Regions from separate parts of the Homo sapiens genome. Here all the other regions are linked to region 2. The links are chromatin contacts, found by Hi-C or POLR2A ChIA-PET in ENCODE. All regions are on one chromosome and are shown on one strand. The core of a region is the stretch at or near the end of the contact, and the rest is flanking DNA. Distances in the headings are between cores, read along the strand shown. Region 1 overlaps DDX60L (DExD/H-box 60 like). Region 2 overlaps PALLD (palladin, cytoskeletal associated protein). Region 3 overlaps PALLD (palladin, cytoskeletal associated protein).

Evidence for each region. A loop is a pair of places that touch in the nucleus more often than their neighbours do. ChIA-PET counts read pairs that join two places held with the same protein, here RNA polymerase II (POLR2A). Pooled maps may share reads with other maps.
Region 1: a loop to region 2 is called in a map with no recorded cell type, with 5 times the contacts of the local background. The contact joins two enhancer-like sites. A Hi-C loop is called at or near these places in 1 of 37 single-sample maps with no recorded cell type. POLR2A ChIA-PET finds 5 or more read pairs at or near these places in 2 of 52 experiments (AG04449 and BJ).
Region 3: a map of aorta shows a loop between it and region 2 (1.8-fold over the local background). The contact joins two enhancer-like sites. A Hi-C loop is called at or near these places in 2 of 168 maps with a recorded cell type or tissue (IMR-90 and aorta) and 12 of 50 pooled maps. POLR2A ChIA-PET finds 5 or more read pairs at or near these places in 2 of 52 experiments (AG04450 and WTC11).

The regions. Positions count from the first base shown.
Region 1 is chr4:168,450,045-168,454,555 of GRCh38, reverse strand. DDX60L (DExD/H-box 60 like) reads left to right here. Exons shown (of 38, transcript NM_001012967.3): 8 at 1,274-1,432. Among named protein-coding and RNA genes, the nearest start is that of DDX60L, 28 kb to the left of the region's middle. Within about 2 kb of position 2,640, at least 4 of the 41 ENCODE cell types and tissues checked have a DNase peak (open chromatin) inside an H3K27ac peak, as active enhancers do.
Region 2 is chr4:168,635,136-168,639,546 of GRCh38, reverse strand. All of the region lies in intron 2 of PALLD (palladin, cytoskeletal associated protein), which reads right to left. Among named protein-coding and RNA genes, the nearest start is that of PALLD-AS1, 11 kb to the left of the region's middle. Within about 2 kb of position 2,631, at least 8 of the 41 ENCODE cell types and tissues checked have a DNase peak (open chromatin) inside an H3K27ac peak, as active enhancers do; they include IMR-90, where a contact is called at or near this core.
Region 3 is chr4:168,814,298-168,818,497 of GRCh38, reverse strand. All of the region lies in intron 10 of PALLD (palladin, cytoskeletal associated protein), which reads right to left. Among named protein-coding and RNA genes, the nearest start is that of PALLD-AS1, 170 kb to the right of the region's middle. RefSeq lists enhancers at 1,358-1,993, 1,994-2,628. Within about 2 kb of position 2,402, at least 16 of the 41 ENCODE cell types and tissues checked have a DNase peak (open chromatin) inside an H3K27ac peak, as active enhancers do; they include IMR-90, where a contact is called at or near this core.

The DNA.
Region 1 (4,511 bases), core at 1,391-3,890, 180 kb after region 2:
GAGCTGGGATGTTATGAAGACTAGCTAATAATAGGTAACATTTAGGGCTTACTGTGTATTGGTGATATTCTAGATATTTCACGTTTTTCCAGAAACCCTATGAGAAAGTGTACTGTTACTATCCCAATTTTATACATATAGGAGAACTGACTCATACAGTGTCTTGACTGGAGTTAGACGGTTTTCAGAGCCCAGATCCTGAATTACTGTGCAATAGTCTTTTTAATGTAGGAGACAGAGCACTCCAATATTTTAATTTAGTATGTAGTACAGTAGATCTTAGCTATGTAGATTTCTCTAAAATTGTGAATTTGAATACTTAAATTTTGAAGATAAACAGTAAAAAATGAAGAACTTAGAAACTTTATTTCAGCATGATTGTCAGAATTTTAAGAGCATGCTTAAAAATGATAATTACCTTAATATATTCACTTTTATGTTATGCTGAAGATGTGCCGTGGGTGGGAGTGTGAATAGCACCCATCATAGGGTTCTGGGTATAAAAGCTGATTTCTCACAAAAGTTCATATTGATTAATTTAATTTGCTTCTTTCTCACATGATTTAGAGATGGCTAGGGATCACTGTCTCATTTGAATCTCCTTTACTCTATTTGCCTAATTGTTTTTGGAAAAATATTTTCAAATGACCATGCACGATGTTTTTGGTGGTTCTAATTTAAAAAAATGAACATATTGAACCCAAATCAATCTCCTTGTAATTTCAGTTATCCCTAATTTTGCTCTATGAAGATACCCAGATTAAGGTTTTTTTAACCTTCCATATGACAACCTTTTATATATTCGAAAATAGTTCTGAAGTCTCTGCCACAGGAGGTGAAACTTGACCATTTCCTTCCCCGATTTCTCATTCAATACGTTTTACAGATAGATTGCCATCCGGGATTTCTCACCCTGAACCTGCCATGGGTTTGTAGATATTACTCTTCATTCTCTGAAATGACAGAGCATTTTACATGGGGCTCTGTCAATCCTCAGACCTCTGGGTCAGGGACTTCCTTTGCTGCCAACTCATTTAAAGTCCAGCTTCACTGAAAATCATAAGAAATGCATTATGTGAACTACTAAGCCTGGAGCTTTCCCTCCCTCTTACCTACTTCTGTATCAGTGCAGCCAAGTTTGTGTATGCAGAAGGGGACTTTCTCACAAATGTAGATGTAAAACTTTGAAGATATGATCTTCGTGGAGTGCCTATTTCAATGCCATTTCACAGCGTGACATTGTGACTGTTCTCATCTTCTTTATTGTACGCAGGTGCACAGTAATTGCCTATCCCTGCAGGAGGTGGAAGATTTCTGCAGACTGCGTTGCCTCTGTGTGGCTTTTCAACTCCACTTACCCCTTTCTCAGAGAGCTTGTTCTCGAGTCATCACATGCTCTTGGATTAGGAACAGTGATTCTTTCTTAAAAATGGTAAACATATTTTGTTTATTTTTTGTCTGAACATGAGAGATGAAAACCATGATCACCTTTAAAACTAGAGTTATATTGGAATAATGCCAGATCTAATTAGCTGATAAATCAAGTTCCTATTTTCAACAACTTTTATTTTTGGTAGTGTAATGAGGAAAACCACAGTATATCTGTTTTATAGAAGCATGAGAGCCTCCTCTTTTTCCTTCTTATCTCTGATGAGATCTTGTTTTTGTATAATCAATCATAGAAAATTGATTGACATTGTATTCTCTTTGTAGAGAAACTCAGGAAAAGTGTTTATGAATTTATTTTTTCTGTTTTTAATAAAAGTGTATTAAAGGAAAGTTAAAAATTGAAGAAAAAATAATAATATGTACTCCTAACCCACTGTTCAAATTAATACTGTTAACGGTTAATATTTTGGTTTAATTTCTTTCATTTTTTATTTTAGGGCCTAGTTTTTGTTATGGTTGCAATCATACGATATATGCTACATATTATTTTATTGTAAAAGCATTTTCACTTTTGGTTAGCATAATTTTTAAAATTTTTAATTTTTGTGAGTACATAGTAGTTGTACATATTTATTGAGTGCATTAGATGTTTTGATACAGGCATGCAATGCCTAATAATCACATCATGGAGAATGGGGTACCCATTCACTCAAGCTGGTTAGCATAATTTTTATGGCTACTAAATACGTTTGAGTGATTGTATTGTAGTTTACTTAATCATACCTCTATAAAGGGACATTAGGATCATTTGAAGCTTTTGTATCATAAATGCTACTGGCCTTGAGGGATAATTTGTAATGAATTACCTTGAATAGATTTTCTGAAATGGGAAAAGAGATGATAAGCCAAAAAGGTATGGAAAATTTGAGGATCTTGATAGATACTGTCAAATTGTTATCATAGACATTTTAAAACCAGTCTGTCAGGCAGCTGGTCCACACATGTTTATTCAGTGCATATTCACTGTGATAAGCACCAAGGAAGGAGTGGAGAAAAATACAAACTCATATCTCTTCTTCTTCCATGGAACTTCAATTTGCATTATTGAATAAGCAGTAAAATGATTACAAAGGTGCTGATGGATATGAAGGAGGGACTAATGAAGCTTTGGAAATGAATGATTAAGAGATACAACCCAGTCTGGAAAGGTTGACCTCTCTGAAGAGTGAAGACAAGTGAAATGACTCATGGTCTGAAGGATGAGTAGTAGTTAGTGGGGGAAGGGAAGAGCAAAAGGTTTTCAAGAGAGGACATAGCACTTGCGAATGCCACAAGGAGCTCAGATATGTTTAGTGTGACCAGAGAGGAGAAAAGCTGATGAAGCTGAGGAGGGGGTAGGAGAAAAATCAATATAGTACTTGTTGGCTCTGTTAAGGACTTAGGAAATCCTAAGAATAATGAGAAGTGATTGAAGGATTTCAAGCTGAAATTGACATTTTTGTTTAAGAGTTCTTTGGCTGAAGTGCATAGAGCGCATTGTAGACATCCAAATATAGAGGTGAGGAAACCACCCCAGTGATCACATGGTGATGATGCTAACATGGCTAAGATGTTGGTGGCAATAGGAACAAATAGAAGTCAAAGATACAAGAGTTCTTTAGGCTTTGAAACTGACAGGGTTAAGGAACAGGATATGAGGCAGAAGGGAGAAGGAAGAGTCAATGATGACTTTCAGGTTTCTGGCTAGGCCAACTGTATGGATGCTGCCACCGAAAGAAGAACATTCTGAAGAGGAAAACAATGAGTTTGGGAAATAGTGAGTTTGAGGTGGTGGCAATGAGACTTCCAAAGGAAATATGTAAAAGGCAGTTTAAGTATTCTTTAGACTGGGAATAAAAATTTGGGACACATCAGCCCATGAGTGGTTCTGAATACCATACCAGTTATGTGTTTTTCTAGGTAAAATGAGAGGACATCTAGGTTCAGGGTCCAGAGATATTCCAGAATTTAGTGGTCAGGTAGAAGCTTAAGAATTAGAAAAAGACACTGAAAAAGAGTGGTGAAGATAGATGGTAGAAAATCTGGGAGAATATGATATCTTAGAGTTCATATGAATCATATTTCAAAAAGAAGGAAATGGTTTATTAGTGTCAAATTCTGCAGATAATATGAGGATGTTGACAAGAAAATTCAGTGACTTTAATTTAATTGCATGAAAGTCAAGGCCAATTATTATTGTTGTCATTATTATTATTGTTTTGAGACAAGATCTTGCTCTGTTGCCCAGGCTGGAGTGCTGTGGCATGACCATAGCTCACTGCAGCCTCGACCTCCCAGGCTCAAGTGATCCTCCCACCTCAGCCTCTCTAATAGATGGGACTATACGCCACCATGCCTGGCTAATTTTATTTTTTGTAGAGGCAAGGTCTGGTCATGTTGCCAAGGCTGGTCTTGAATGCCTGGGCTCAAACAATCCTCCTGCCTCAGCCTCACAAAGTGTTGGGATTATAGGCATAAGCCATGGTACCTAGCCAAGGCTAATTATTATTAAGAGCTGTTTTGGTAGAGTGATGGGGTACAAAATCTATGGAATATTCAACAATAGTGAGTGGATGGGTATAAAATAAAGGTAGTGGAGGCAACTCTTTCCTTGGAGTTGGTCTTAGTTCATCTGTAATCTTTTTTTTTTTTTTTGAGGGAGACCAGAGTTTTATTATTATTCAATTCAGTCTCCCCTGAGCATTTGGAGATCAGAGTTTTTAAGGACAACTTGGTGGGTAGGGGGAAGCCAGTGAGCCAAGAATGCTGATTGGTCAGGTCAGAGATGAAATCATAGGGCGTTGAAGCTGTCTTCTTGCACTGAGTCAGTTCCTGGATGGGGACCACAAGATCAGATGAGCCAGTTTATAGAGCTGGCTGATGTCAGCTGATCCATCACGTGCAAGGTCTGCAAAATATCTCAAGTACTGGCTTAGGTTTTACAATAGTGGTTTTATCCCCAGGAGCAATACTGGGGAGGGTCAGAATCTTGTAGCCTCCAGCTGCATGACTCCTAAGCCATAATTTCTAATCTTTTGACTAATTTGTTAGTCCTCCATGGGCCGCCGAGTCCCCAGGAATGA
Region 2 (4,411 bases), core at 1,382-3,881:
AAGTTGAATGGCCAATAGTTCTTTGTAGCCTATTGAGGAGTGAACAGGTTTAAGTAAAAGAAAACATTTCTTATGATTCATGGTCTGAGTCCAATCAGACTGTTGTGGCAAGGGCGAAACTCCTTTCCAAACTTTGACCAAGGGGCCACACCAGACTGGAGGATGCGGATACAATAACATGCCCAGTTTAAACTATTTTGACAACAATACTGACTGCATTTGGAATCAGCTCCAGCTCTAGCCTACAGTTATAACTGTGGGCAGTAAATTAACTTGTCTGGGCCTCAGTTTCCTCATCTATAAAATAAAGGCAACTGAGCAATGACTTCTGTGGTTTTCACAGTTTTGAAAATTCACATTCTGTGATATTCATAAGTAATATAGAGGCTGTCTTTAACATGCTAAAATTTATTTCCAGTGAAAGGAAACACAGTAAACATGCTGGGGAAATTGGCATTTGATCTAGGCTTGATGGGCTAATGTCATGGGCTGGGAAAACTGGGGAGAGGTACAAGATCCTTATGGGGAAGTATCTGCTTCTGAGAGAAAGGTGGGGAAGAGAATGTAGGATGTTCCAAAGAGGAATGTGTGGAGTGGGAGAGGAACATGAGAGGGGTCAGCAAGCCACCTAGGAATAAGGACAGGAAAAAGAGAGGAGACGGTGGAGTGTGAATCGGGGTAAGCTGATTGCTATGGTCTGGATGTTTATGGCCCGCCCCCCCTCCCAAATTCATATGGTATTTAGGAAGTGGGGCCTTCTGGGAGGTGATTAGGTTATGAGGGTAGAGCCTCATGAATAGGGTTAGTGCCCCTATAAAATAGGCCCAAGGGAGCTAGTTAGTTCTTCCAATACGTGAGATCACAGCAAGAAGGCACCATCTATGAACCAGAAAGTGGGCCCTCACCAAACACTGAATCTACCGGCACCTTCACCTTGGACTTTTCAGCCTTCAGAACTGTGAGCAATAAACCTCTGTTGTTTATAATGTATCCAGTTTATGGTACTTCGTTATAGCCGCCAGAATGGACTAAACTATGGATTAAGATGAAGCTTTAGCTAAGGGACTAAGCAAAGGACCTGATCTAGACTCAGAACAGCTGAGGAGACCCCCTGGAAGGCCTGCCAGGAGATCAACTGCAACTTGAAACCAAGAGGACTGGGGCTGTACTCAGGTAGGACAGGGCCCCAGTTCTTCAGAGCCCTGAAGGTCTGAGAGCACAGCTTTGCCTTGAGACAGCCTTGGTTTCCGCTTTGTCTCTGTTACTTAGTAGCCATGTGATCTTGGGCAAGATGCTTATCTTTGTGAGAATATAGTTTCCAGATAATAAAATAGGGGTAATATATCTACTTCATAATATTTTTGTGAGGATTAAAGGTGGTTATGTGCTTGACACATAGTAAGTGAGGATAAACTGCTGTGATTCTGATTTTGGCTTGGGAATGGAATTAAGGCAGAATAAAAAGAAACATCTGTGACCTTGTGGTTTACAGAAAAGCCTGAAATTGGACTCCTTTTAATAATGATGTAAACTGTTACACAGCATGCTCATCTATGTTTCCCCATTTGATCCTCAGAATTTTTTTTTTTTTTTTTTTTTTTTTGAGATGTATTCTCCCTCTGTTGCTCAGGCTGGAGTGCAGAGGCATAATCTTGGCTCACTGCAACCTCTGCCTCCCAGTTTCAAGCAATTCTCCTGTCTCAGCCAACCGGGTAGCTGGGATTACCGGTACTCACCACCATGCCCAACTAATTTTTGTATTTTTAGTACAGATGGGGTTTCGCCATGCTGGCCAGGCTGGTCTCAAACTCCTGACCTCAAGTGATCCACCTGCCTTAGCCTCCCAAAGTGCTAGGATTACAGGTGTGAGCCACTGCGCCTGGCTAATCCTCAGAAATATTTAACTTTGAAGTGGCTATTGTTAGCCCATTTCACAGATGAGAAATCAAGACCCAGAGTAGGAAATGCCTTGTCTAAGCTCTGTAAGTTGTAGAGTTGTGATAATTACTTGTCTTCTGATCTCAGTCACTACTTTTTTTTTTTTTTAAATAAAAAGTAACATCTATTTCATGGGAGTGACATAGGAAGAACATGGAGCCAAATCAGTTTTTAAAATTATAACCGGGTTAGCTGAGCAATGTGAGACTGAACTTGCAACTTGCTGTGCTTGCTGGTAGTTGTCTACTGGTAGTCCCTTGTCCTAGAAAGGTTACTAGACACTAACTGGTACACCAGCCGGCTGAGAACTGTGCTGAGAGAGAAGGGAAGACTGGAGTGGGGCTCCTAGGCACCGTCTTCAGGGAGAAGCCCCTTTCACTCCCATTCTGCCACCAACCCCTCCGATACAAGCAAAGTAAGGCTAGATTAGCATAGCTTTCTGCTTGTCACACCTGCTGAATGAGCAGGATTCTGCCGTTTCTATCTTTAAGTAGAAACATTACCACTGATTTGTAGTCATCGCACTCTCCAGGAGTCCTTAATAAACTTTAAGATCATTACTGAGTCACTTAGCTCTTCTTTTCCTCTTCACAGAGTTACCAGTTTTCTGATCTCTCTTACAGACTTCCTTTCTAACCAGCAAAGCATGCTTGTGACTCTCCTCTCCTACTTCAGATATTGATCTCAGGGCTGAACATTCACATCCAGGGAGGCAAGACTCACTGCTTCTGAGCCCAAGAAATGGATCACCCTGCTGAGCACTGGCTCTGTAGCTCCTCGTTTCTTTCTCACTCCCAAATGCACTTGGACACTCTCTGGGGCCCTTTTCTGCACTGGGACTGTAAGAAAAGGGCTGATATTTTCTTTTCAAAATAGTTTAGATAGAGTCCTTCTGGAAGCAAGGAATATGACTAAGTGATTTCTTAAAGTCCCTTCCAGCCAGTGATTCATCAGACACAGAATTTTAAGCTGGAATGGCCTGTAATTTTCTGGGCCAAATGTCTCATTTTTGCAAATGAGGAGAGTGAGTTCTATAGAGGTTGAGAATTGTGAGGGCTGCTTGCTATGGTGGACAGATCATGAGATTTGAAGTTAGAAGTTCTGGGTTTTTTTGTTTACTTTCTGGGACAGAGTCTCATTCTGTCAGTCAGGCTAGAGGGCAGTGGCACAATAGTAGTTCACTGCAGCCTCGAATTTCTGAGCTCAAGCGATCTTCTCGCCTCTGCCTCCTAGGCAGCTAGGACTACAGGTACCCACCACCACACTGGGCTAATTTTATTTTTTGCAGGGATGGGGTCTCACTATGTTGCCCAGGCTGGTGTCAGAACTCCTGGCCTCAAGTGATCTTCCTGCCTTGGCCTCTCAAAGTGTTGGGATTACAGGCTCATGCTTATGAGCCACCGTGTCTGGCAGAAGTTCTGAGTTTGAGGTCAAATTCTACCACTCACATGCTTTGTGACCTTGAGCAAGTCATTAACCTCTAGAGCTCCAGTTTCCATACTTGCAGAATGGAAATAACGCCACCTGCCCTACCTGCTTCCAAATGTGGTTCTGATGATCACATGTCATATTTGGGAAGGAAATGATCAAATGTAATACAGTGCTTTATCAATGTTACATTACTAAATAGCTGGTTCAAGGTCACATAGTGGCAAAACCAGGATCCTCAATTCCAATGTAGTTTGATTTCCATCATACAATGTTGCCTTCTTGACATTTTTCCAATTCTATAAGATTTTCTCATCAGGTGCCACACTAATTTGGTCTCCACATGTTTTCCTTTAAATCCCTGGACACACACACAGACTCAAACTGCGGGAATCCAGGCTGGCTCAGATGGATCACAGACCAGCAACCATGAAGGGTTGGTGGGAAGATCTCAGGCCTTCCATTACATCACAGTCATGGCCCTCAGACCCTGGGTTGATGGCTGCCAAGGGACTGGGCATGCTCACAAACATGCTTTCCATGGCACTTCTCTAGCTAGTGTCATAACACCGAATTGCAAGTTGGAGCTGGCTATCTGATAGCTTGTAATGGACTATTAGACTATGGCATATGCCTTGAGGATTGAAATAGGATGAACCTGAGCCACAGAGTGAAGTGATAATAGATACTTTAAGTTCATGCTGGACAGAGATTTGGGAACCTGTTCAGAGGTAATAGGTGGTTTACTGTGCCAGTTTGTGGTAGCCCACATAGGAGAGGCAGGAGATGGCTGCTTAGTCTCACAAACGAAGTGTTGCACCCAAGTGTTATGTGTTCCCATGGACCGCTAATGAGAAGGAGCCCCTGGTCTCTGAGCCCTAGCATCACCATTCTGGCATTGGAAAAGATCGACCATGCTTTATTTGGCCCCATTATTAATCGTAGGGTATATTGAACCCTTAGGAGGTTGAGCAAAACCATCTCTCCCAGTCAACAAGAGACATGGATACACTGTCAGTACTGATATGCTGTGGCCCTCGGGTAC
Region 3 (4,200 bases), core at 1,153-3,652, 180 kb before region 2:
CTCTCAAGCAGATAAGACTACAGGTGTGCACCGCCACGTCTGGCTTTTTCGAAATATTTTTTTGTAGAGATGGAGTCCCATTATATTGCCCAGCCTGGTCTCCAACTCCTGGGCTCAAGTGATCCTCCTGCCTCAGCCTCCCAAAGTGCTGGGATTACAGGCGTGAGCCAGCACACCCAGCCTTTTTTCCCTGCTCTTGACATCTATTGTTAAATTGCTTAAAAAAAAAAAAGTCAACTAGTGAAGCATTGGTAGGATGGAGCTTGGTCATTAAAATGACTATTCGTGGGCATAACACTGTGTCTCATTTTAATTTTTTCTTTGTTTGTGATAATAAACATTTTGTCATAAGCCTAACATTTTCTTGAAGCATGATCAAGGTAGCTTATTCAATAGAGTTTATATTTCAGTTTAAGTGGGGGGCAGGTTATTTTTGGAGCCAGAATACACTACATTGTAAGATCATCTACATGCCGTGGTCAATCTTTGTGTGTTCCCTATTTTGCACTCCAGTTTAGCTCTCTACCCAAACTCTTCTGGGCAGGTTCTGGTAGTTTCTGATTCAAGTGTGGGCTGTCCAATTTTGTATTTTGCATGAGAACAGAAGGATAGATTTGTTCAATTGCCAATCCTAGAGTTGCCAACAATTTAGTTATTGAGGGCTTTCAAAAGTCTTACCCAGGATGAATGTCTTCTATTTATTCCTAGTTGCAGACATAAGTAAATTGATTTCTTGGTTAATAGAAATAATTTCTCAATGTTGGTTTTGTAGGACAAAAAAAGGTTGTTTCAAATTATGTTTAGGAGTATCTGAAATTCTCCTTCCAAATCTTTGTTCTCTTCCACCCGTACTGCAAAAAAAGTATCAAAATAAGAGCAGCATTTATCCATAGGATCAGTGACATATTATTGGCCACTCTGGAGAGTTGGGGAGATGGTATTGAGAAGATTAAAACAAGTACTGACAGTTTCTTTGCGTAATTTGCCTCTTTTGACATCTTTTTCAGTAACTATCAACATATTTAAGTTAGACACTGTATCTAATGGACATTTAACTGGCTTGTTAAGAGGTAAGATTTTTCTCAAAGGATACAGTTATAATTCAGTGTTCAGGACATGTCTGAAAATGGGTTTCCAGATATTTCTGTTGGTTCTTGGAAACTTCCATCATCTTGGGCTAAAAGTTTCATGCATTACACATAAAGGGAATGTGATGGTGCGTCTAATGCACAACTTGCGTTTTTCTGTCTTTAACAAAAGCATGCTTATTATTGCCATTGCCACTGAAAGAGCTTCTAAACATCTCTTCAGACACATGTCTATAAAAAGCCAACAGAAAGGGATAGATACGATCTGTTTTTCTCACTCCAGCTGAAAGACCAGAGATACTTCTTTCCCTGTTTATTTTGTGGAACAAGTAAAACAAAAATCCTTTGCCCTTTCTTCTTTGCCTATTTTTACTCTCCGCAATTGCCTTGAGTCCCTGACACACTTCTATTCTGAAATACTTCAGCACTCACTTCCTTATTTGGTCGCTGGAACTGCTCTTTGTCTTGTTCAAACATTCTGCCAAGCTTGCAGCCTCCCTTCACCCCCGCCCCTTGCCCACGGCTCCCCCTTTTCTACACACACACACACACACACACACACACACACACACACACACACACACACACACACGGGGCTAGCTCCAACAGGTCACTCTGACTCAGCCTTCTCTGTAGCTCACTAGCCAATCCCCCATCAGTTATGCCCATTTAAGGAGTACCTTTTGGAAACCATAAAGGACCAGAGAGTTTTCAGCTGTTTAAAAAGACTGCTATGTTGCATCACTGGAAGTCACCGCAAAGCATGTATTTCACACAATTGCCCTCATCCTATGGCAGGGTATGTATTAAAAACAACCACCACCAAAAAAAACCCAAAAACAAAACTCCAGGCTGCTTAATTAGTGGTTACTTTATTCCTCAGTGTTTTGGCAGTTAGATTTGGCTGATAGAGGCAGAGTTCACTATCTGGTTAGTTGTCAATGTTCTCTAATCTATGATTCATGCCAAGCACTCCAATCTAATACTTAAAAAAAATATATATATATATATATATATATACACACATACACATATAACATAGGTCTAAGTAGATGTGCCAATAACACAAAGTAAAGCTCTGGGTTCCTAAGCGAAGAACACACATTTTCAATAAATGTTCCCTTTGCTCTCTTGTGTTGAAAACAAGCAGGCATTTGGAGTGCTGAAGGCTATTTTCTGGTTTCTCTGCTCAGATGTGAGTGAGGAAAGCACGGCTCTCTGCATTCCCTATTTAAGAAAGAGCTGTAATGGTCCCATCCAATAACACAGAGCAGTGTTTCCTTACATATAAACAACTGAGAAATTCCTTGGGCAAGCACATAGCCTTTTGGTTCCCGGAACAAAGCGGATGGTGGTATTCATTATGTCAAATAAACACATCATCCACACTCCAAAGGGAAACCTGAAACAATAAGCTGAACAAAGCAGTTTTCAAGGTTTTAATCCTCTTGCAATTAGCCCTTGTCTAACTCAACTGAAAAATTAAGAGTGAGCGATTTTCCCAGAAGAAAGTACCCTTAAGTGATTAAATATCCACAGTTTGTTCCCAATACTTGTTCTGAAAAAGAATTGGAGCTCGTTTTCAGAGGCAAGTAATCTAAACATACAGGATATCCTATCGCTTAGTATTATTTCTCATTTAGCCACCGAAAATGGTCTGTACCTTCCCTCGTCCACCGTGTTAATTCCTGCAGCCCTGTTACTGGGCAGGCATTGGGCTATCCGCTCCAACCAACCTTTATAGTTTCCACTTTGATCAGAATAAGCAGCAGATCAAATCCTATAGGAAGCACGTTCTCTCCCTGCCTTGTTACCATTCAGTCGATTTTGCATATTTGTGTTCACCATGGTGACCAATGTGGAAATAGTGTTTAGCTTATGAAATTCCCAAAGTGTATTTCCCTATTTTATGGAGGACAGTTTTAGACTGGCTTGGATGCATTCTTGTTGGAGGAAGACTCAAATCCTTCTTGGATATAGGCAAGGTGTAAGTGACAAATATACTTTCAACTATTTCCACCAGTTAGAATCTCAACGAGCCTGGATGTGCCTTACAAAGTGACTTGTGGGTTCAAACTTGTTTAGGTTTTAGAGCACATGGAAGTTGTGAATGTTTGCACACTATTACACTTCATTCTATTACAGGAGCACCAAGCAATTCTGCTAAAAGAAAATGATGCTAGTGTATGCCTGCAATATTGAAACAGTCACAAGCATATGTCCATGAGAAATGAAATCTGTCAAAGCCCTTCCAAGTTAATTTTAAAATGTTTACATTTGCTCATTCATCTTGTTCTTGAAAAGAAAAATGGCAGAGGTCACTAAAAGATTAAAATATTCGCCGGGCACAATGGCTCATGCCTATAATCCCAGCGCTTTGGGAGGCCGAGGCAGGTGGATCATTTGAGGTCAGGAGTTCAAGACCAGCCTGGCCAACATGGTGAAACCCCGTCTCTACTAAAAATACAAAAATTAGCAAGGCATGGTGGTACACAACTGTAATCCCAGCTACTTGGGAGGCTGAGGCAGGAGAATTGCTTGAACCCAGGAGGTGGAGGTTGCAGTGAGCCGAGGTCGCGTCACTGCACTACAGCCTGGGTGACAGAGCGAGACTGTGTCTCAAAACAAACAAACAAACAGAAAAGATTAAAATAGCCATTGTCTTTTAGGAGAAAAATTTTAAATTGAGAAAATTATAGACATTCGGGAAAGAGGGTCACTGTTCACTTTCAGCCCAGTGTCTTCAGAAGCATCACTGGAGAACTGTTGGAATCAAGAACCTAGTCCAAGACTTGGCTTAGAGACCTGCACTCTCCTGCCGTTTTTGCTGCAACGCAGTTATGTCGCTTTTGAGGAAGTAATTTCGTCCTATGAACCTTATTTTCCACATCTATAAAGTACAGACCTCATTTTAAATCAGAATTCCCAACATGGTTCGGTTTCATCCTAACAGAAATTATACAGTTGCTTAAGGCAGTCCATATAATCTATTAGTTAATGCATTTCCACCCTCATTGTCCCTGCACTGCTGGTAGATATATTTGATACATAAATTAAGGGATTCAGAATTTCAATTCTTAGTGCAAAAAAATCAGGAATTGGTAGATTGAAA